Linked DNA regions of Homo sapiens: regions 2 and 3 are each linked to region 1. A link is an interaction called in ENCODE POLR2A ChIA-PET data of the cell type or tissue named here. Cell type or tissue: OCI-LY7. All regions are shown on one strand.

Region 1 (8,000 bases):
GGGTTTCACCATGTTGGTCAGGCTGGTCTCAAACTCCTGACCTTGTGATCTGCCCGCCTCCGCCTCCCAAAGTGCTGGGATTACAGGCGTGAGCCACAGCGCCCAGCAGAGGAGGAATTTTCCTCACATTTGCATAATGGGAGCAATTGTCAGCTTCCTATTCTTAGCATATCCTTTGTTTAAGAAAAATCTTTTGTGAAAGAAAGCTCAGTATATAAAGGAACACAATAAATAAATGAGGTGGGGTATGAACTTCACAAAACGAATTCACTGTTATATGTTTAGATACTCTCAGAAGTTTCCTAATTCTTAGAAGATTAAACCTTTAGAAAAAGAAATAATTTCAAGTACCCTCACTTGAAAGAAAGTAACAAACTGTCCTTTTTTTTTTTTTTTTTTTTTTTTTGAGACAGAGTCTCGCCCTGTGGCCCAGGCTGGAGTGTGATGGCATGATCTCGGCTCACTGCAAGCTCCGCCTCCCGGGTTCAAGAGATTCTCCTGCCTCAGCTTCCCAAGTAGCTGGGATTACAGATGTACACCACCATACCCGGCTAATTTTTTGTATGTTTAGTAGAGATGGGTTTCACCATGTTGGCCAGGCTGGTCTCAAACTCCTGACCTGGTGATCCACCCACCTTGGCCTCCCAAAGTGCTGGGATTACAGGCACAAGCTACCACGCTCAGCCAAACTCTCCTTTTTTTGAGGGCATGAGGTGTGCTCTACCTAGGATACCTCCAAAAGTTTCATTAGCAACATTACTTTCTAATTAGTAGAAATAAGGGCTAAGGAATCTTTGGATCACTGAAATCTAACTATTCTTTAATTGAAATGTGGTTATGTTTCTGACTTATAGTAAGAACTAAAATGAATTCTATTTATTCTCAAGTGAGAGCAAAGAGAAAAATTTTAAATGGCATAATAAAGAGCTTATAAAACAAAATATGAGGATTTTGGAAAATCATTTATTGAAATGGTACTAGGATATTTAGAAGTATTTAGAAGCTTAAATTAATTTGGTTTTTCTTTATGACATTATCTCTATTACGATAATATTATATTATTTTTTAATAAAGGCCCTAATGGAAATCTCAAATAGGTTGGTAACTATAGAAAGCTAAGCTAAAGGAATTATTAGAAAAAGAAGGAAAATAGTCTCTTAAGGAAATTATAGGCCAGGCGTGGTGGCTCATGCCTGTAATCTCAGCACTTTGGGAGGCCGAGGCGGGTGGATCACCTGAGGTCAGGAGTTTGAGACTAGCCTGGCCAATATGGTGAAACACCATCTCTACTAAAAATACAAAACTTAGCCAGGTGTGGTGGCAGTTGCCTGTAATCCCAGCTACTTGGGACACTGAGGCAGGAGAATCGCTTGAACCCGGGAAGAGGAGGTTGCAGTGAGCTGAGATCAAACCACTGCACTCCAGCCTAGGGAACAAGAGTGAGACCTCGTCTCAAAAAAAAAAAAATAAAAAGAAAAAGAAAAACAGGTGTGGTGGCAGGCACCTGTAATCCCAGCTACTTAGGAGGCTCAGGCAGGAGAATCACTTGAACCTGGGAGGCAGAGGTTGCAGTGAGCCAAGACCACGCCATTGCACTCTAGCCTGGACATCAAGACCAAAACTCCGTCTCAAAAAAAAAAAAAGTTATATCCCACAAATATTGTATGATTCTACTTGTATGAGGTACCTAGAATAGGCAAAGCATAGAGACAGAAAGTAGAATGGTGGTTGCCAGGGGTAGGGAAGAAGGAATGGGCAGTTTGTGTTTAATGGGGACAGAGTTTCAGTTTGGGAAGATGCAAAAGTTCTGGAGATGAGTAGTGGTGATGGTTGCACAACAATGTGAATGTACTTAATGCCACAGAAATATATACTTAAAAATGGCTAAAATGGTAAATTTTATGTTATGTATCTATAGTATTTTACTAAAATCTGAAAAAAGTTATGGCTCATTTACACTGATATTTTCCTATAATTCGTATTAAACATTATATGTTATGAAATACTCAGGTTCAAAAAGTAATTCAAGATGTGCTACTACTTTTATTTTAACAAATATTTTCATTTGGTCATACAAATCTATTCTTTTTTTTTTTTTTTTTTGAGACGGAGTCTCACTCTATGCCCAGGCTGTGCAGTGGCGTGATCTCACTTCACTAGGTTCAAGCGATTCTCCTGCCTCAGCCTTCCGAGTAGCTGGGACTACAGGTGCACGCCACCATGCCTGGCCAATTTTGGTATTTTCAGCAGAGATGGGCTTTCACCATATTGGTCAAGCTGGTCTCAAACTCCTGACCTCAGGTGATTCACCTGCCTCGGCCTCCCAAAGTGCTGGGATTACAGGTGTGAGTCACCATGCCCAACCAAATTTATTCTTAAATCTATTCTTAACTACACATCAGAGTTTAGAATCATTAATGCTTGTTTTTTTTTTTTTTTTTGAGACAGAGTTTCGTCCTGTTGCCCAGGCTGGAGTGCAACGGCGCGATCTTGGCTCACTGCAACCTCTGCCTCTGGGTTCAAGCGATTCTCCTGCCTCAGCCTCCCGAGTAGCTGGAATTTACAGGTGTGTGCCACCGCACCCAGCTACTTTTGAATGAGATCACCTCATTCAGGTGATCTGTCCGCCTTGGCCTCCTAAAGTGCTGGGATTACAGGTGTGAGCCACCGTACCTGGCCAGTAATTTTATTTATTTATTTATTTTTTATTTTAAAATCCAGCTTCTGCATGAAGCAATTTTTATTCACACAGTCGACTGTGAAAAATTAATGAAAGGGCCGGGTGTAGTGGCTCAGTCTTGTAACCCTCTACCTTGGGAGGCTGAGGTGGGTACATCGCTTGAGCTCAGGAGTTCAAAACCAGCCTGGGCAACATGGTGAAACCCTGTTTCTACAAAAAAAAAAAAAAATTAGCTAGGCCTGGTGGCACGTTCCTGTAGTCCCAGCTACTCAGGGAGCAGAGGCGGGAGGATCACTTGAGCCTGGGAGGTTGAGGCTGCAGCGAGCCAAGACCGCACCACTGCCCTCCAGCCTGGGTGACAGAGCAAGACCTTGTCTCAACAACAACAACAACAAAAAAGTTTGTAAAAAGTTTGCTCATCAGTAAAAGGAAAATATTTAAATATTTTGTAAGACATACACTTCAAAGGGAGTTTCAAGGTTTAAGCATGTGTATAAATGTAAAATGAAAATACTACATGGAACAGAGTAAGGGCTTAATAAATGTTAGCTATTATTATATCAGGTATTCTTAAGTCATACTTTTTTTTTTTTTTTTGAGATGAGGTCTCGATCTGTCACTCAGGCTGGAATGCAGTGGTACAATCTCGGCTCACTGCAACCTCCACCTCCCGGGTTCAAGAGATTCTCCTGCCTTAGTCTCCCAAGTAGCTGGGATTACAGGCACCGGCCACCACACCCAGCTAATTTTTGTATTTTTAGTAGAGACGGGATTTTGCCATTTTGGCCAAGTAGGTCTCGAACTCCTGACCTTGTGATTCGCCTGTCTCAGTCTCCCAAAGTGCTGGATTACAGGCGTGAGCCACCACACCCGGCCTTGTCACTCTTTTAAAGACTGTATTTTATCTGAAAGTATTTGGCAGATATCAAATAATGTTTCTGGTTTTCTGAGATATTTTAATGACACTTAAAAGGAAGTAGAAGTTATGAAAAAAAAATCTGGGGGCCGGGCGTGGTGGCTCATGCCTATAATCCCAGCACTTTGGGAGGCCAAGGAGGGCGGATCACATGAGGTCGGGAGTTCGAGACCAGCCTGGCCAACATGGAAAAACCCTGTCTCTACTAAAAATACAAAATTAGCTGGGCATGGTGGCAGACACCTGTAATCTCAGCTATTTGGGAGGCTGAGGCAGGAGAATCACTTGAACCCAGGAGGCAGAGGTTGCAGTGAGCTGAGATCGCACCATTGTACTCCAGCCTGGGCGACAAGAGCAAAACTCCGTCTCAAAAAAAAAAATTTCTACTTCTCAGGCAGCTTTTAGTGATAGACCTCTTATCACCACATCATCACTAGAAATACCAAATAAAAAATATAAAAAAGTAGTATATGGCTCGCTCTTTTTTATTTGAGGTGGAGTCTCCCTCTGTTGCCCAGGCTGGAGTGCAGTGGCGTGATCTCGGCTCACTGCAACCTCCACCTCTCTGCTTCAAGTGATTCTTTTGCCTCAGCCTCCTGACTAGCTAGGACTACAGGCGCATGCCACCACGCCCGGCTAATTTTTGTATTTTTAGTAGAGATGGGGTTTCGCCATGTTGGTCAGGCTGGTCTCCATTTTTTTTTTTTGAGATGGAGTCTCACTCTGTTGCCCAGGCTGGAGTGCAGTGGCGTAATCTCGGCTCACTGCAATCCCTGCCTCTTGGGTTCAAGTGATTCTTTTGCCTCAGCCTCCTGAGTAGCCGGGACTACAGGCACGCACCACCACGCCCAGCTAATTTTTATATTTTTAGTAGAGATGGGGTTTCACCATATTGGCCAGGCTGGTCTCGAACTCCTGACCTCGTGATCCGCCCGCCTTGGCCTCCCAAAGTGCTGGGATTACAGGTGTGAGCCACTGTACCTGGCCCACTCGCTCTTCTTTTACAAAACTTAGATCCCAAAAGATATGAAGAAGTTGCTTTGACCTACAAAATATTTCAGACTTTTAAGAACAGGACTAAAGATCTTTATTCTAATCTCCTTATAATATTTCAGATGTTAATAGGAGAAAGAGAAAATTGTATATAAAACAATCTGAGGAATTAAAGTCAAAAGCCAGCAAACTGAAATAAAAAGGGTAAACATTAAAAATGCCAATTTTCCTCACTTTCTGTTGACTTACAAAGAACATACATGGGCAGGAAGTCTGCCTTGTGACTTCTCCCCTCTGAAATTAGATATTGTGCTTCCTCTTCCTCTCAATCTGCCCTGCTTTAGCCATCAACAAAGCTTTTTAAACAAAAACATTCATGACCTCTGAAGGATGAGGTAAGATAAGGATGTGAAATTGCACTGCTAACAGCTCTCTTGAGAGGGCACCAGGCCAACGCAGGCAGACAGGGCACAGGGAGGCTGCATGTGGGTCCTGCTCCTCCTGGGCAGCTCTGCCCAATGAGGTTCCAAGTCTTAGAATAGGACACAGTCAGAATTGGAGCAAAAATGCACTCTCAAGTCAAAGAGAATAAACTAACAAAAGCCCTTCTGCCGTTGGCACAGACAGAGGCTGAGGACTGACTATGCAGCAGTCTAAACCACAATCTACAAAAGTTGCTTTTGGCCCAGCATGGTGGCTCACACCTGTAATCCCAGCACTTTGAGAGGCCGAGGTGGGTGGATCACCAGGTCAGGAGTTCCAGACCAGCCTGGCCAACATGGTGAAACCTCATTTCTCTAAAAATACAAAAATTAGCCGGGCGTGGTAGCACGTGCCTGTAATCCCAGCTACTCGGGAGGTGGGATCCGTCCACCTTGGCCTCCCAAAGTGCTGGGATTACAGGTGTGAGCCACCATGCCCGGCCAAAGTTGACCTCTATTGAAATGTCTTTTTTGATTTTTTTCTTCTTCCATATTCACAACTTTGTGCTTGGAAGCTGCAGGGCTCCTCTCTGTTACCCACCCCATTTATGCCAGATGACTTTTTTTTTTTTGGAGACAGAGTTTTGCTCTTGTTGCCCAGGTTGGAGTGCAATAGCACGATCTCGGCTCACCACAACCTCTGCCTCCCGGGTTCAAGCTAATTCTCCTGCTTTAGCCTCCTGAGTAGCTGGGATTACAGGAGCACACCATCACACCCAGCTAATCTTTGTATTTTTGTAGAGACAGTGTTTTGCCATGTTGGCCAGGCTGGTCTTGAACTCCTGACCTCAAGTGATCCACCTGCCTCGGCCTCCCAAAGTGCTGGGATTATAGGCATGAACCACTGTGCCTGGCCGAAGTGGGGTACTTTAAATATTCACCCTTTGGTCTGAGGCCTAATGATTTTGGCAAATAGCACTGAAATTCTAGATGAATGAAGTATAAAGTTGTTCTGGTGTGAGTACCATACATTGAATGAAACACAGCAGGAAGAATGAGCCAATCATTCTCTGGTTCCAAATCTATAAAGCTCTGAATACCACATGCCTCATGTCTGGCATGTCTAGAAATAAATACCAATCCAACTTTTCTCTTTAGTTCATGAAATCCCAAGGACAAGTGTGAAAGCATTATCATTATGTCACCATGACTACAGGAAATTCATAGAAACAAAATTGGATTATATGTGTGTGCTTATTTGTATATACATACACATCCACATACATTGACCAAAGCAAACAAAATCTCAAGACCATAGTTCCTAATGACAGAGCCAAGAAGGCCGGGCATGGTGGCTCACGCCTGTAATCCCAGCACTTTGGGAGGCCGTGGTGGGCGGATCACTTGAAGTCAGGAGTTTGAGACCAGCCTGGCTAACATGGTAAAACCCCGTCTCTACTAAAAATACAAAAAAAAAATTAGCAGAGTGTGGTGGCACGCACCTGTGGCCCCAGCTGCGTGGGGAGGCTGAAGTAGGAGATATGCTTGAACCCAGGAGGTGGAGGTTGCAGTGAGCTGAGATCACGCTACTGCACTTCAGCCTGGGCAACAAACAGGGTCTCTTTTTTTGACATACTGTGTCAAAAAAAAAAAAAAAAAAACAGAGCCAACGAAAGGGAGAGAAGATGCTATGATGCAGTCATCATCAAGCTTGTTTGATGCAAAGAAATAAGTATATGCAACCAAAGCAGGGTTTCTTAACTTTGGCATTACTGACATTTTGAGTCGGATAATACTTTTTTTTCCTTTGAGACAGGGTCTCAGCTCTGTTGCTCAGGCTGGAGTGCAGTGACGTGACCATGGCACACTGCAGCCTCGACTTCTTGGGGTTAAGCCATCCTCCCACCTCAGCCTACCAAGTAGCTGGGACTACGGGTGCATGCCACTATGCCCAACTAATTAAAAAATTTTCTTGGCCAGGCGCAGTGGCTCACGTTTGTAATCCCAGCACTTTGGGAGACTTGAGGCAGGTGGATCACGAGGTCAGGAGTTCGAGACCAGCCTGGCCAACGTGGTGAAACCCCGTCTCTACTAAAAATACAAAAATTAGCTGGGCTTGGTGGTGCACGCCTGTAATCCCAGCTACTCAGGAGGTTGAGGCAGGAGAATCACCTGAATGCGGGAGGTGGAGGTTGCAGTGAACCGAGGTGGCACCACTGCACTCCAGCCTGGGCAACAGAGTGACACTCTGTCTCAAAAAAAAAAAATTTGTTTTCTTGTAGAGACAGGGTCTCACTCTGTTGCCCAGGCTGGTCTCCAACTCCTAGTCTCAAGTGATCCTCCTGTCTCAGCCTCCCAAAGTGCTGGGATTACAGGCCTGAGCCACCATGCCTGGCCTTGGATAATTCTTTGTTGTTGGCTGTCCTGTGCACTGTGGAATATTTAGCAGCATGATCACTCCTCTGCGTAGTGGTAAATGTCCCTAGACATTGCCAAATGTTCCCTGGGGACGTGAGGTGGGGTGGTGGGAAAATTGCCTTAGGTTGAGAACTACTAAACTAAAGCAACATGTTTTCATGGCTTTGACCACCAGCTATGTCCTGAAGACAGACAAAACTATAGCCCAGCCAGAGGACTCTCCTGAACTCCCAACCACAGACCCAACATCCTGCTCAACTTTTCCACTTGATAGTGCCCAGGCACCTGAAACTCAGAGAGCTCATCTCCCAGACCTCTAATCCTGGTAGATGCCACCAGCTGCACAAGCTGCAAATTCATCTACCTTTTCCTTTAACTCCCAACTCTACAGTTAATCCAATGTCCTACTAATTAAAACCTTTAAACAGTTCTCATGTCTATATCTTCTTTGTTATTCCCGTGATAATGCCTTAGTTCGTTATTTTTTCTTTTTCATTGATGTTTCTCAGTCATATTGCCTTAGTTCTAACATGCTTAATTTCATAACTTTTACTTTACTGGCTTCCAAGCT
Region 2 (8,000 bases), 59 kb after region 1:
AAAAAAATTGAAGAAAATTATCTAGATTTACAATCTAAATCATTTTACTCAATCAGTTACTCAATGGTTAGGAGTGACAGTGATTATGCTAAGTAAGGCTGTCAGCGTCGCTTAAGGCATCTCAAAACCATGGGAACAACCACATCTTAAAGGGAAAGATATTTAGCTTATCGCTAGCTGGATCTCTTCCCTAATCATCCTTATGACAATGTTTGCAAAAGACGCCTATGACTGCTAGATATATTACCCAGTTACAAAGGAGTAAAATTACAGAGGCCAAAAGCACCAGAAAACAAGCACATCAGTACTTGTCAGTGACCTGGAAAGTTGAATGGGGGAAAAAAAAGAATAAATGATGGTCATCAGAATGTGGCCTAAAGAAAGCATAGTTTTCAACCAAGTATCACTTGATTGGATTTCACCTTTTTGTTTCCTGATCCACATGCTTTACTGGACTCATTCTCATTAGCGAAGAGGGGACCAGGAAAAGCGGGGTGCTAGGCCACATATTTACTGAGCATCTACTGTGAGGTACTGTACTGGCTCAGTACTGGTTTAGTGAGAGGTTTAAACACAGAACTAACAACCTAAAGATGCCATTTGCCTCTTATCCTTATTCATCGTGTTTACCATACGCACAAAATTTACTACTTGTCTCTGGCTATGCGTGCCAATTTAACAATGGAATCCACCGCGTTTTGGAAAACAGGTAGCACCTGAGAAAGTTCAGCTTTGCTCTGCACTCTGCCCTTTCCACCTTTTTTCTCTTTATCCTCCTAGTGTTGCCCACAGCTTTTTCAACGTCAGCCCGCACCATAACTAAGTAGATGGCCTACCCATTCTTGTTATTTAAAATGTTTTTTTTTTCTCAATTACTGCTTAAATATAATTTCTCTTCTAATTTCACACAGGCTTCTAACAGTTGTATTGGATATTCATCAGCTACTATATATTGTCATTGCTAATAATGACATAAACTTTTCACCATTTTTTAGTTTTAAACACAGTGATATTTGTTCAAGTGTGAATAATCTTACAGCTAATATTTACAGGGCTTGTGCTGTGTGCAAGGCACCATATCGAAGGTTTTATAAGAATTCTCTCATTTAATACTCTCAATAGCCACGTGAGATTTGGGTATTATTATTGCCCTAGTTTACTAGTAAGGAATGACAGAATTTATTCTGGTATTTTTATGGTTGCTTTTATAATAGCCTAAATAACAATTTTTACATTGCTTACAAGTTTTTTTTGGCCAAACTTAAGTTGAGGAAAGTAAAAGTGAGTGGAAAATATCATAAGGATAATATATTTTCAACATATGACTACAGGGTATGACGGCCCAGAATTTCTCACCAATTACATTTATGTTTGATTTCAAATGAAAAGGGTTATTTATCCAACAGCTGGTATCACTAAATCTACTTTAAATATTTAGCCATCATGCATAGCAAATTACCATGTTTATATTAATAAAAGAATGGCCAGTGAGTGGGTTAACAAATACTAGCATCAGAAAAAGCAGGATCTTTAATATAAGCTGGTAGCGTCTGACCACCTGGCATTAGTCATTAACTGACTCACCACAGCTTGCTCAAATAGTTCTCTCAGCTTCTGCTCAGACTCTCCGGATACTCCAGACACAATCTCTGGAGCAGCCACTTTCAAAATTGGCAGGTCAAGTTCCTATGCAGACACATAAAAGAATAACCAAATATTCAAATTTTAATTTCCCTACTTTTTCTTATCCAGTCCCCTCAAATTTTTTAAATAGCTAGTTTCCTGAGGAACTTCATCTTTTTATGTTGGCCCAGTGAAAAACACTATTTGAAAATCAATGGTTTTGGCCGGGCATGGTGGCTCAGGCCTATAATCCCACTACTTTGGGAGGCTGAGGTGGGCGGATCACCTGAGGTCAGGAGTTCGAGACCACCCTGACCAACATGGAGAAACCCCATTTTTACTAAAAATACAAAAATTAGCCATGCATGGTGGTGCATGCCTATAATCCCAGCTACTTGGGAAGGCTGAGGCAGAAGAATTGCTTGAACCTGGGAGGCGGAGGTTGTAGTGAGCCGAGATCGCGCCATTGCACTCCAGCCTGGGCAACAAGAGCAAAACTCCATCTCAAAAAAAAAAAAAATCAACGGTTTCATGCAAACACATTTAAGTGGATACCTTCAACTTGTTTTTATTTTATACATGTCACTATAAAATTCTATTATCTTTTCTGAATAAAGGGTCTTGACTTTCAAGAGGTATGTTATCCCCACTTAGGGCTGAGCCAAAGCAATTCTTCGTTTTTTTTGGAGAGACTGTGTCTCACTATGTTGCCCAGGCTGGTCCCAAACTCCTGGCCTCAAGCCATCCTCCCAATTCAGCCTCCCAAAGTGCTGGGGATACAGGAGTGACCATTCCTGGCCTATCAAAACAATTCTTACCCATCTGCTAAGGAGAAAATAGCAAGGGTTGTGACACAGATGTTTCCCACACATTCTGCTAGTATTTCTCCAAATCCTAACCCAGAGAGTAGCCAGTTACTAGTCAGAGGAGGGAGACTCTTTAAGAAGAGGCCAGGTGTGGACGCCCATGCCTGTAATCCCAGCACTTTGAGAGGAGTTTGAGACCAGCCTGGGCAACACAGTGAGACCCCACCTCTAAAAAAATAATAAATTAGCCAGGCATGCTGATGCATGCCTGCAGTCCCAGTTACCTGTGAGGCTGAGGCAGGAGGATCATTTGAGCCTGAGAAGTCAAAGCTGCAGTGAGCTGTGATCATGCCACTGCACTCAGCCTGGGCAACAGAGAGAAAATCTGTTTCAAAAAAAAAAAAAAAAAAAAAAAGAGAGAAGAGAGACTACTGTTCTCCCATTCTTGTGCTTATCTTGAAATTTCACTTCCTCAACCATACCTTCCTTGAACCCAACTCTAATTTGGGAATCCTAACATACCACATACCATTTTGCACTTCTTCTTGTCTTCCATTTATTATAGTCATTATTATGTACAGCATTTATTTATATGAATGACTGTTTAATGTCTCTCTCATATTAGAACTACGATTGTGGTACTTAACACTATATTCCAAAGTCTGGCATGCAGTAGTCAGTCATGTAATGGAATTATTAAACAAAAATGAAGCAAACCAATCAAGTCCCCCTTTACAAATGATTTTCTTTCATAGAACATTATTGTATTAGCGCTTGGTATAACATGCTATTTTTCTTTTTTCTTTTTTTTTTGAGATAGAGTCTGGCTCTTGTTGCCCAAGCTGGAGTGCAATGGCATGATCTTGGCTCACCGCGACCTCCGCCTCCAGGTTCAAGTGATTCTCCTGCCTTAGCCCCCAAGTAGCTGGGATTGCAGGCATGCGCCACCACACCCGGCTAATTTTGTATTTTTAGTAGAGATGGGGGTTTCTCCATGTTGGTCAGGCTGGTCTTGAACTCCCGACCTCAGGTGATCCACATGCCTCGGCCTCCCAAAGTGCTGGGATTACAGGCATGAGCCACTGCGCCCGGCGAGCATGCTATTTTTCTAATCGAAGTTACTCGGATATTTTACATTACTGTCCCCTACAGTTTCTGAAAAATCTGAGAGGGTTAAAATAAGATTGCTAACTTTTAATTTCTCAAAGTAAGTGTCTATTATTACCATTTTAGAAAGAATTATTTTAAAACTAAAAAGTATAAGAACATGACTCTAAATAAAAATTTTGAATAAATTTAGCTATATGAAAAATAATATAACCCTAGTTTTCTTATTTTACTGCTCCTTAGAACCACTGGGAGGGCAGGTGCAGTGGCCCATGCCTGTAATCCCAGCACTTTGGAAGACTGAGACAGGAGGACTGCTTGAGGCCAGGAGTTTAAGACCAGCCAGGCAACATAGTGGGCTTCGTCTCTACAAAAAAACAAAAACATAAGCTGGGCGTGGTGGTATGTGTCTGTGTTTCCAGTTACTCGGGAGGCTGAGGTGGGAGGACCACTTGAGCCTGGGAAGTTGAGGCTGTAGTGAGCCATGATTGCACCATTGCACTCCAGCCTGGGTGACAGTGAAACTCTGTCTCAAAAAAATAAGTAAACTGAAATAACTATTGGGTTAAAGGGAAAGCAAAGTAACTAAAATGTAAGCTATGTGTTAATAAAAAGGTTTGTTTAAAACCGTATTATTATGGCCGGGTGCGATGACTCACACCTGTAATCCTAGCACTTTGGGAGGCTGAGGCAAGTGGACTGCCTGACCTCAGGAGCTCAAGACCAGCCTGGGCAAGAGGGTGAAACCCCGTCTCTACTATAATACAAAAAATCAGCCGGGCGTGGTGGCGTATGCCTGTAGTCCCAGCTACTGGGGAGGCTGAGGCAGGAGAATTGCTTGAACCCGGGAGGCGGAGGTTGCAGTAAGCCAAGATCACGACACTGCATTCCAGCCTGGGTGACAGAGTGAGACTCTGTCTCCAAAAAAAAAAAAACTGTATTATTTTACTTTTTATCTAACTCTTGCCATATAAACAATTACATACATTAAAAAAAAAAATCCCTCAAGTTGCTCGTGAGAAACAATAAATAAACTAAATGAATAAATTCCACAAATAATACCAGCATGATAACAAAGGGATCAGTTCCAATGACTATGTTCTCTTCCTGAAGAATGCCATGTCTGGTTTAAGTTGACCAAAGAGAAAAAACAAAAACAAATAATAACAACAAAAACAGCAAAAGCAAACAAATGTCAGCAAGCCTCACCCCAGCAATTGCATGTGCAAGTAATGTCTTCCCACAGCCTGGTGGTCCATGAAGGAGAACTCCACGAGGGGGCACGACGCCCAGGTGGTGGTACACCTCCGGGTGACGCATGTGTATGAGCATCTTGCAGACCTCCTAGCAGAGGATAAGCACAAAGATGTCTTTCAAGACAGAACAATCAAAGTAGAATGAAATGTCCTATTTTTCGGAGCAGTGAAATGGAGTAGATAGGTAGAATATACACCTTAGACTTAGATCAGACTTTGAATCCTGGCTCTGGTACCTACTGTGTGATTTCAGCAATAACCTCTCTGAGGAGCTATTTCCTAAGCTGTAACATTATATACCTTGAGGATGTAATGCAAAGTTAACTAGCATGGCAGATGAAAAAGAGTAGGCATTAAAAATAAAGTTACCATTACGGCCAGGCATGGTGGCTCACGCCTGTAATCCCAGCACTTTGGGAGGCTGAGGTGGGCAGATCACGAAGTCAGGAGATCAAGACCATCCTGGCCAACATGGTGAAGCCCTGTCTCTACTAAAAATACAAAAATTAGCTGGGCGTGGTGGCACATGCCTGTAAACCCAACTACTCGGGTGGCTGAGGCAGAAGAATCTCTTGAACCTGGGAGGCGGAGGTTGCAGTGAGCCAAGATCGCGCCACTGCACTCCAGCCTGGTGACAGAGCTACACTCCTTCTCAAAATAAATAAATAAAATAAAATAAAAAATAAATAAAAATAAAGTTACCATTACTATTAGTATTGCTAAGACAATATTACTTATAAAGCATGGATCTTATATATACTATAATTAAAATAATAGAAAAGTTCAAAATAGTATGCATCTTTTCTCCTGCAATGCCCTAAAGGGTACAGGTCAGGTTTGCCCTTCTCAACCTTCCCAGTTTCCTTTTCTACACCCAGATCATATTAGAAACAAAGAGGTAGGCTTTTTCCTCATAACTGATTAGTAATATATCCATTTGAGGTAAAATTCAGAATTTGCACTAACTTTTAATGTCATATCATTGCCTCCCACATCTTCAAACTTCACGTTGGAGATCTGGAATTCTAACCCCCTGGCTTTAGCTGGTAAACAAAAATGAGGAGATGAAAAGATTAATGATTCAGTAGTAACTCATAATTATAATGAATAGTCTTTAAGTAAACAAAGGTCCATTAAATATAGAAATATTTCCTGGTAAACATTTCTGCACATAGAAGGTCCCTCAAGCAAAATAGCTTGGGACAGAATGATGCTTCTCTCACTGCAAACATGACCACTGCCACCAACAAGACTCACACCTTACCTTTCTTTTGCAGGACAGCTTCAATTTCTCCATCTACTTCCTGAAGATCTTCTTTCTTCCTTTTGCTTCCTTTATTCTTTAGCTTGCCTTTCCGTTTCATATCACTCTCCAAAAGAGAAGAATCTTTTGAATCCTGGAAAGAAAATAAATTTAAATATGCCATGCTTAAAATTCTATGCCAATAATTGTTTTACTTTTTAAAGAGGGGCATTGTAAAGAAAATTCATTCCTGCCCTAGCACTTTCACCTCTGTTAACTATTCCCAATCTCTTTGCTCAAAGATGCTGTCTATTGTGAAAGTCCTTCTCCTCATTCCCTTAAAGCTCAGTTTAAATCTTAACATTTGGTGCTGGCCTTGGCAGCACATATACTAAAATTGGAATGATACAAAGATTAGCATGGCCCCTGTGCAAGGATGACATGGAAATTTGTGAAGCATCCCATATGGGGAAAAAAAAAAAAAGAAAAAAGAAATCTTAACATTTGAATGCCGCTTCTTTTCCAGATTCTTTCAGTTAGAGTTTGTTTTTGTTTTTGTTTTGAGACAGAGTTTCAGTCTTGTCACCCAGGCTGGAGTGCAACAGCGCGATCTCAGCTCACTGCAACCTCCACCTCCTAGGTTCAAACAATTCTCCTGCCTCAGCCTCCCAAGTAGCCCACCACCATGCCCAGCTAATTTTTATATTATCAGTAGAGATGGGGTTTTGCCATGTTGGCCAGGCTGGTATCGAACTCCTGACCTCAGGTGATCTGCCCACCTCAGCCTCCCAAAGTGCTGGGATTACAGGCGTGAGCCGCCCTGCACGGCCCTCTTTCAGTTAGATTTAATCTTGTCCTCACATTCCCAAGACACTGCATTTGCAGCTATTATCAGTTGGAATAATCTGCCTTGTATGAGTGATTCACTTATCTCTGTCTTTCTCACTGAATTGTGAGCTCCTTGATTAAGGACACTGATATTTGCCTTTTATTTCTCACTGAGTCTTCTATATAGTTGTCTTCATCTGACAGCTGATGATTCACTAAATTAAATATAACTACAGAGCTGCTTTGACAGTCATAACAAAGTGTAATTCAGCCAAGCACACTGGGACACACCTGTAGCCCCAGCTACTTGAGAGGCAGAAGGACCACTTGAGCTCAGGGTTTCAAGGCTATAGTGTTCTGTGATCAAGCCTGTGAAAAGTGACTGCACTCTAGCCTGGGTGATGTAGCAATATTCCAACTCTTAAAAAAAAATTTTTTTTTTTTGAGACGGAGTCTCGCTCTGTCACCCAGGATGGAGTGCAGTGGCACGATCTCAGCGCACTGCAAGCTCCGCCTGCCGGGTTCACGTCATTCTCCTGCCTCAGCCTCCTAAGTAGCTGGGACTACAGGCGCCCGCCATGACGCCTGGCTAACTTTTTGTATTTTTAGTAGAGACAGGGTTTCACTGTGTTAGCCAGGATGGTCTCAATCTCCTGACCTCATGATCTGCCCGCCTTGGTCTCCCAAAGTGCTGGGAATACAGGTGTGAGCCACTGCACCCGGCCAAAAAAAATTGTTTTTAAGTATGATTCAGGCTGAGGTGGGTGGATCACTTGAGCTCAGGAGTTCAAGACCAGTCTGAGCAACATGGCCAAACGCCATCTCTACAAAAAATACAAAACTTAGCCAGGTGTGGTGGTGGGCACCTGTAGTCCCCAGCTACTTGGAAGACTGAGGTGGGGGGATGGCTTATGCCCAGGGGGTGGAGGTTATAGTGAGCCGTGATCATGCCACTCCACCATGTCAGTCTGGGTGACAAGGCAGACCCTGTCTCAAACCAAAAAAAGTATTTCAGCATTAAGACTCGAGTTCTTGCCAACCATAACAATGTTCCCTATAGATGGATGATATGGATAATTAAAGCAAAGAGATTTGGAAAGGCCTATTAATAAATAAAAAGGGGAAAGGTTCTGCCAA
Region 3 (8,000 bases), 100 kb before region 1:
TGCAGTGAGCCGAGATCACACTGGTGCACTCCAGCCTGGGCTACAGAGTGAGACCCTGCCACAAAAAAAAAGAATTTAGACAGGTTACAAGTTTGCTATTATCTAGGACAGGAATCAGCAAACTTTTTTTGGTAAAAGGCCAGTTTATAAATATTTTTGGCCCTGTGAACCTTGTGCTCGCTGTGACAGCTATGCAATTCTGAGAAACAGCCGTGTGCAATGTGTGGTAAATGAATGCTTGTGCCTGCGTTCCAGTAAAACTTTATTTACAAAACCAGGCATAGGCTAAATAGGGGTATAGTTGGCCAACCCTAAGTACCACATTGATATTCTCTTTATCTTCTCTCAGAACTAAGATGTTATAGAATGTTGGCTTACTCCTGTATACATTTCTCAAATCTTCTATCTAACACATGGAAGTTACACTTTTTACAGTAAGCTCATATTAGTATCAGCAGTTCACATATACTGACACACAACCGTATGTGAGCATTGAGCAACCAGCCATTCATAGAGATGATAATGAAAAAACAAAACATGTGGATAGTCTCTGCTCTTCTTTTTTATTTTTTTGTTTTTTCTTTTTTTTTATATTTTTAGAGACGGGGTCTCACCATGTTGGCCAGGCTGTCTTGAACGCCTAGACTCAAGCAATCCACCCACCTCAGCCTCCAGCTGGAGTCTCGGCTTACTGCAACCTCCGCCTCCTGGGTTCAAGCGATTCTCCTGCCTCAGCCTCCTGAGTAGCTGGGACTACAGGCACATGCCACCATGCCCAGCTAAGTTTTTTTGTATTTTTAATAGAGACGGGGTTTGACCGTGTTAGCCAGGATGGCCTCAATCTCCTGACCTTGTGATGCGCCCACCTTAGCCTCCCAAAGTGCTGGGATTACAGATGTGAGCCACTGCGCCCAGCCCAGTCTCTGCTCTTAACTGTCACTAGTAGCCCTGGTAAACCTTTTGTTCTTATTGAAACACAATGGTCCCCAAAAATTAGGGTTTTTACAGTATAATTGACTACATAAGGCCATGAAGCTATATTTCCCTGAACAGACGTAAAAATCTATATATTAGGCATTATTGGCTTGTATTTATTTTTCTGGGAAAGAAAATTGGTGGTGGTAAATTTTTTTATTCTTTTTTTTGTGTGTGTAAATTTTTATTCTCTTGTAATTTCAAGTTTACACAAAAATTACAAGACTAGTACAAGGAGCTCCCATATAGCTTATTTGCAAATCTAGCAGTTATTTACCTTTCATCCTGTTTGCTTTTATTTTCTCTTTATAAATACATTTTGGCCGAGCACAGTGGCTCACACCTGTAATCCCAGCACTTTGGGAGGCCAAGGCGGGCAGATCACAAGATCGAGAGATCGAGACCAGCCTGGCCAACATGGTGAAACCCCGTCTCTACTAAAAATACAAAAATTAGCTGGGCTGGTGGCACACGCCTGTAGTCCCAGCCACTTGGGAGGCTGAGGCAGGAGAATCACTTGAACCCAGGAGGCGGAGGCTGCAGTGAGCCGAGATTGCGCCACTGTATTCCAGCCTGGTGACAGAGTGAGACTTCGTCTGAAATAAATACATACATGCATGCATGCATACATACATACATACATACATACATACATACATACATTTTGGCCAGGCGTGGTGGCTCATGCCTGTAATCCTAATACTTTGGGAGGCTGAGACGGGCAGATGGCTTGAAGCCGCCAGGAGTTCGAGACCAACCTGGGCTGCAAAGTAAGACCCCCGTCTCTAAAAAAAAAATTAATTAGCTGGGTGTGGTGGCATGCACCTGTAGCCCCAGCTCCTTGGGCGGCTGAGGTGGGACGATTGCTTGAGCCTGGGCAGTCAAGGCTGCAATGAGCTATGATCATTCCACTGCACTCCAGCCTGGGTGACAGAGCAAGATCTTGTCTCAAGAAAATAAAATATAAATACTTTTTTTTCCTGAACCACTTGAAAATAAGTTGGAGACACTGTGCTCCTTAGTTCCTAAATATTTCATTGTATTTCCTAAAAGCTAGGATACTCTTACTTAACCACAGTACAGAGAGCAAAATCAGAAATTTGTAACACTGATGTAATACTGTTCTGTAGTTGACAGTTCATATTCAAGTTTCATCACATATTCCAATAATACTCTTCCTAGCAATTTTTTTTGTTAATACAGAATGTAATCGAGAACCATGCATGGACTGTAATCTTATATCTGGAACAGTTCCCTAGGCTCTCTTTGTGTCACTTGATCATCACATTTTTGAAGAACGTAGGTCAGTTATTTTGAGGGATATGCTTCCATTTAAGTTTAATGCTTACAGAATGTTGTTTTTGTTTCTTTTAAAGTTGATTTTAATGTGGCGATACTCTTAAAAATCAAGATTAGTTGGGAACATTTCTCCTTTTACTATGCTTGTCCCAAAATAAATATATACAGCCATGAGCCTTTAAAAAAAATAAAAGTCTGTTTTCATATTAAAGAGAATATAGCAGGCCGGGCAGGATTGCTCACACCTGTAATCCCAGCATTTTGGGAGGCTGAGGTGGGCGGATCACCTGAGGTCAAGAGTTCTAGACCAGCCTAGCCAACATGGTGAAACCCCATCTCTACTAAAAATACAAAAAATTAGCCGAGCATGGTGGCACGTGCCTGTAATTCCAGCTACTCAGAAGGCTGAGGCAGGAGAATCGCTTGAACCTGGGAGGTGGAGGTTGCAGTGAGCCGAGATCGTACCACTGCACTCCAGCCTGGGCAACAGAGTGAGATTCTGTCTCAAAAAAAAAAAATTATTCTGAGAAATAAGAAAAGATATGCCAGCCTGGCCAACATGGTGAAACCCTTTCTCTACTAAAAATGCAAAATTAGCCAAGTGTAGTGGCAAACACCTGTTGTCCCAGCTACTCATGAGGCTGAGATAGGAGAATCGCTTGAACCTGGGAGGCGGAGGCTGCAGTGAGCCGAGATCAAACCACTGCACTCCAGCCTGGGCAAGACATAGTGGGGAAAAAAAGATACAATCGGCCGGGCATGGTGGCTCACGCCTGTAATCCCAGCACTTTGGGAGGCCGAGGTGGGCGGATCACGAGGTCAGGAGATGGAGACCATCCTGGCTAACAGGTGAAACCCTGTCTCTAATTAAAATACAAAAAATTAGCCAGGCATGGTGGCGGGTGCCTGTAGTCCCAGCTACTTGGGAGGCTGAGGCAGGAGAATGGTGTGAACCCGGGAGGCGGAGCTTGCAGTGAGCCAAGATTGCACCACTGCACTCCAGCCTGGGCGACAGAGCAAGACTGTGTCTCAAAAAAAAAAAAAAAAGATGCAATCATGCGTCATTTAGCAAAGAGGATCCATCCCAAGAGATGCATTGTTAGGTCACTTTGTCATGTGAACATACATCATAGAGTGTATTTACACAAACCTAGATGGTTCTTACACACATAGGCTATATGGTATAGTCTATTGCTCCTGAACTACAAACCTGTACAGCATGTTACCGTACTGACTATTGTAGGTGATTATAACACAATCATATTTGTATATCTAAACATAGAAAAGGTACAGTAAAAGTAGGGTATAAAAAAATGGTACACCTGTATAGGGCATTTATCATGAATGAAACTCAGTTTCTCTGGGTAAGTCAGTGAGTGAGTGGTGAGTGAATGTGAAAGCCTAGGACATTACTGTACACTTTGTAAACACTGCATACTGAGGCTACATTAATTTTTTTTTTTTTTTGATACTGGGTCTTGCTGAATCACCTAGGCTAGAGTGCAGTGGCATGACCACAGTTCATTGTAGTCGTGACCTCCTAGACTCAAGACAATCCTCCCACCTCGACCTCCCAAGTACCTGGGACTCTACAGGCACATTAAATTTTTTTTTTTTTTTTAATTTTTGGGGCCAGGCATGGTGGCTCACGCCTGTAATCCCAGCACTTTGGGAGGCCGAGGCAGGCGGATCACCTGAGGTCAGGAGTTAGAGACCAGCCTAGCCAACATGGCAAAACCCAGTCTCTGCTAAAAATGCAAAAATTAGCCAGGCGTGGTGGCGTGCACCTGTAGTCCCAGCTACTCGGGAGGCTGAGGCAGGAGAATCGCTTGAACCCAGGAGGTAGAGGTTGCAGTGAGCTGAGATTATGCCATTGCATTCCAGCTTGGGCGACAGAGCAAGACTCTGCCTCAAAAAAAAAAAATGGGGGGACAGGCATGGTGGCTCATGCCTGTAATCAATCCCAACACCTAGGCCAAGGTAGGCGGATCATTTGAGCTCAGGAGTTCTTTAAGTTTTAACTTCTTGACTTTTTTGTAATAACACTTAGCTTAAATGTCGTTTCGTTATAATATTGATGAGAAAAAAAAATCAGGCTGGGCTCAGTGGCTCACGCCTGTGATCCCAGCACTTTGGGAGGCTGAGGTGGGTGGATCACCTGAGGTCAGGAGTTCAAGACCAGCCTGGCCAACATGGTGAAGCCCTGTCTCTACTAAAAATAAAAAAATTGCCAGGCACAGTGGCTCCCACCTGTAATCCTAGCACTTCGGGAGGCCAAGGCAGGTGGATTGCCTGTGCTTAAGAGTTTGAACCGGCCTGGGCAACATGGTGAAACCCTGTCTCTACTAAAAGTACAAAAAGCCAGGCATGGTGGTGCGTGCCTGTAATCCCAGCCACTCGGGAGGCTGAGGCACGAGAATCGCTTCAACCCAGGAGGCAGAGGTTGCAGTGAGCCGAGATCTTGCCACTGAACTCCAGCCTGGGGGACAGAAAGACACTCTGTCATAAATAAATAATCGTGCCACTGAACTCCAGCCTGGGGGACAGAAAGAGACTCTGAAATAAATAAATAAGTAAGTAAGTAAATAACAGAATGAGACTCTGTCTTAAATAAATAAGCAACCAAGCAAGCGTGCGGTGGTGCGGGCCTGTAGTCCCAGCTAAATAAATACATATATTAGCCGGGTGCAGTGGTGCGGAACCCAGGAGATGGAGGTTGCAGTGAGCCAACATCGTGCCACTGCACTCCAGCCTGGGTGACAGAGTGAGACTCTGTCTCAAAAAAAAAAAAAAAAAGAGAAGGAGAAAAAAAAATCAGTTCCCGGCCAGGGCCACTGTCTGTTTAGTTTGTGCATTCTCCATATATCTGCATGAGTTTTCTCTGGGCACTCTGACTTCCTCCGACATCTCAGAGCTGTGCCTGTTAGGTTCATTGACATGTCTTAGTGGTCCCAGTCTGAGTGAGTGTGGGTGTGAGGGTGCCCTGCAGTGAGATGGCATCCTGGCCAGGGTGGATAACGACCTGGTGCCCTGAGCTGCTAGGATGGGCTCCAGCCACCTGCAACCCTGAACTAGAATAAGCAGATTGAAAAATGAATGAATAGGACGGGTGTGGTGGCTCACGCCTGTAATCCCAACACTTTGGGAGGCCGAGGCGGGCAGATCACGAGGTCAGGTGATCGAGACCATCCTAGCTAACACGGTAAAACCCCATTTCTACTAAAAATACAAAAAATAAATAAATAAATTAGCCAGGCGTGATGGCGGGCACCTGTAGTCCCAGCTACTTGGGAGGCTGAGGCAGGAGAATAGCATGAACCCGGGAGGCGGAGCTTGCAGTGGGCTGAGATCACGCCACTGCACTCCAGCCTGGACGACAGAGCAAGACTCCATCTCAAAAAAAAAAAAAAGAAAAATGAATGAATAGCCAGGCATGGTGGCTCACACCGTAATCCCAGCACTTTGGGAGGCTGAGGCGGGTGGATCACTTGAGGTAAGGAGTTTGAGACCAGCCTGGCCAGTAGAGATAGTGAAACCCCATCCTCTACTAAAAATACAAAATTTAGCCAGGCATGGTGGCATGCACCTGTAATCCCAGCTACTCGGGAGGTTGAAGCACAAGAACCACTTGGACCCAGAGAGAGATGGAGGTTGCAGTGAGCTGAGGTTGCGCCACTGTACTCCAGCCTGGGAAACAGAATGAAACTATGTCTCAAAAAAAAAAAAAAGGAATGAATGAATGGGCCAGGTGTGGTGGTTCATGCTTGTAATCCCAGCACTTTGGGAGGCCAAGATAGGAGGATCACTTGAGACCAGGAATTCAAGACCAGCCTGAGCAACATAGGGAGACCTCGTCTCTACAGAAAAAAAAAATTGCCAGGCATGGTGGCACACACCTATGGTCACAGCTACACAGGAGACTGAAGTGAGAGGATCGCTTTAGCCCAGGAGGTCAGGGCTGCAGCGAGATGTGGTCATGCCACTGCACTCCAGCCTGGGCAACAGGGCGAAGACCCTGTCTCAAAAAAAAACAAAAAAGGCTAGGTGCAGTGACTCACACCTATGATTTCAGCACTTTGGGAGGCGGAGGTGTGTGGATCACGAGGTCAAGAGATCGGGACCATCCTGGCCAACATGGTGAAACCCCATCTCTACTAAAAATACCAAAATTAGCTGGGCGTGGGTGTGTGTGCCTGTAGTCCCAGCTACTTGGGAGGCTGAGGCAGGAGACTCACTTGATCTGGGAGGTGGGGGTTGCAGTGAGCCGAGATCGTGCCACCACTGCACTCCAGCCTGGTGACAGAGCAAGACTCCATCTCAAAAAACAAAAAACAAGCCCTCCTATTTGTTATTGTTTCTGAACTACATGTTGGTAGGAGGTGCTCCTTAAAATTTTTGCTTTACAAACATGTATTCCCTGAAGTAACCCACCACCATGATGACTGCCATAGCTCACTGATTGACCAAAAATTGGATACATTATCTTGTTTTTATTAATCTTTCTTAAATGTGTGTATAGTTCACATTTATTTCAGTGTTTGATATTAGAAGTGTTTTAGGGGCCGGGCGCGGTGGCTCACACCTATAATCCTAGCACTTTGGGAGGCTGAGTCGAGTGGATCGCTTGAGGTCAGGCGTTCAAGACCAGCCTGGCCAACATGGTGAAACCCCATCTCTACTAAAAAATAGATAAATAAATACTAAAATTAGCCGGGCGTGATGGCGGGCATCTGTAGTTCCAGCTACTCGGAGGCTGAGGCAGGAGAATCGCTTGAACCAGGGAGGCAGAGGTTTCAGTGAGCTGAGATCGCGCCACTGCACTCCAGCCTGGGCAACAGAGCAAGACTACATCTCAAAAAAAAAAAAAAAAAAAAAGGAAGTGTTTTAGGTCTTTATTTAGAGGTTTGGTGGTTTTCATGACCAGAACTATGCCTTAGGAACTTAACACTTGTTTATATTAATTAGCCTATGATAAAATTGGTTTCATTACATGTCATTTCACTTAAAGTCGGGATTTTCAAGAACCTATCAACATTAAAATGAGGACTTCTGTATAATATAGTAAATACTAGGCGATGGGAATTTTCCAACTCCATTATAATCTTACAGGATGACCCTCATATATGGTTTGTCATTGACCATAACATCATGATGCAGCACATAACCGTATTCAAACAAACATGCCATATAAAGAATATTGAGGCCAGGCCTGGTAGCTCATGCCTGTAATCCCAGCACTTTGGAAGGCTGATGCGGGCAGATCACCTGAGGTCATGAGTTCGAGACCAGCCTGGCCAACATGGTGAAACTCCACCTCTACTAAAAGTACAAAAATTATCCGGGCATGGGCCAGGCGCAGTGACTCACACCTGTAATCCCAGCACTTGGAAGGCCAAGGCAGGTGGATCACCAGAGGTCGGGAGTTTGAGACCAGCCTGACCAACATGGAGAAACCCATCGCTACTAAAAATACAAAATTGTCCAGGTGTGGTGGTGCAAGCGTGTAATCCCAGCTACTCAGGAGGCTGAGGCAGGAGAACTGCTTGTATCCGGGAGGTGGAGGTTGCGGTGAGCTGAGATTGTGGCATTGCCCTCCAGCCTGGGCAACAATAGCGAAACTCCTTCTCAAAAAAAAAAAAAAAAAATTATCCGGGCGTGGTGGCACACGCCTGTATTCCCAGCTACTCAGGAGGCTGAGGTAGGAGGATCACTTGAACCTGGGAAGC

Evidence for each region. ChIA-PET counts read pairs that join two places held together with the same protein. Peaks named below come from ENCODE experiments on the same cell type or tissue, not always from the same donor. Only the 100,000 strongest peaks of a DNase experiment are listed, where the experiment ranks them.
Region 2: POLR2A ChIA-PET joins it to region 1 with 5 read pairs; 9 of 35 experiments call an interaction of 5 or more read pairs at or near these places.
Region 3: POLR2A ChIA-PET joins it to region 1 with 5 read pairs; 5 of 35 experiments call an interaction of 5 or more read pairs at or near these places.

What each region holds. Positions count from the first base shown.
Region 1 is chr1:224,240,403-224,248,402 of GRCh38, forward strand. All of the region lies in intron 19 of NVL (nuclear VCP like), which reads right to left. Among named protein-coding and RNA genes, the nearest start is that of MIR320B2, 13 kb to the right of the region's middle. RefSeq lists an enhancer at 5,252-5,301. In OCI-LY7, a CTCF peak has its summit at 5,048; a DNase peak (open chromatin) is centred at 4,969; H3K4me3 peaks cover 801 bases; H3K27ac peaks cover 2,050 bases.
Region 2 is chr1:224,298,978-224,306,977 of GRCh38, forward strand. It overlaps NVL (nuclear VCP like), which reads right to left. Exons shown (of 23, transcript NM_002533.4): 7 at 6,057-6,189; 8 at 5,759-5,835; 9 at 4,746-4,880; 10 at 1,585-1,686. It also overlaps the pseudogene RNU6-1008P. Among named protein-coding and RNA genes, the nearest start is that of NVL, 27 kb to the right of the region's middle. In OCI-LY7, no CTCF peak of the experiment used is centred here; no DNase peak of the experiment used is centred here.
Region 3 is chr1:224,138,166-224,146,165 of GRCh38, forward strand. The region is part of intron 3 of FBXO28 (F-box protein 28); the gene reads left to right. It overlaps LOC124903813 (UPF0764 protein C16orf89-like), which reads right to left and starts at 4,780. Exons shown (of 3, transcript XM_047436340.1): 1 at 4,637-4,780; 2 at 4,416-4,517. The coding sequence starts at 4,780. RefSeq lists an enhancer at 7,226-7,727. In OCI-LY7, no CTCF peak of the experiment used is centred here; no DNase peak of the experiment used is centred here.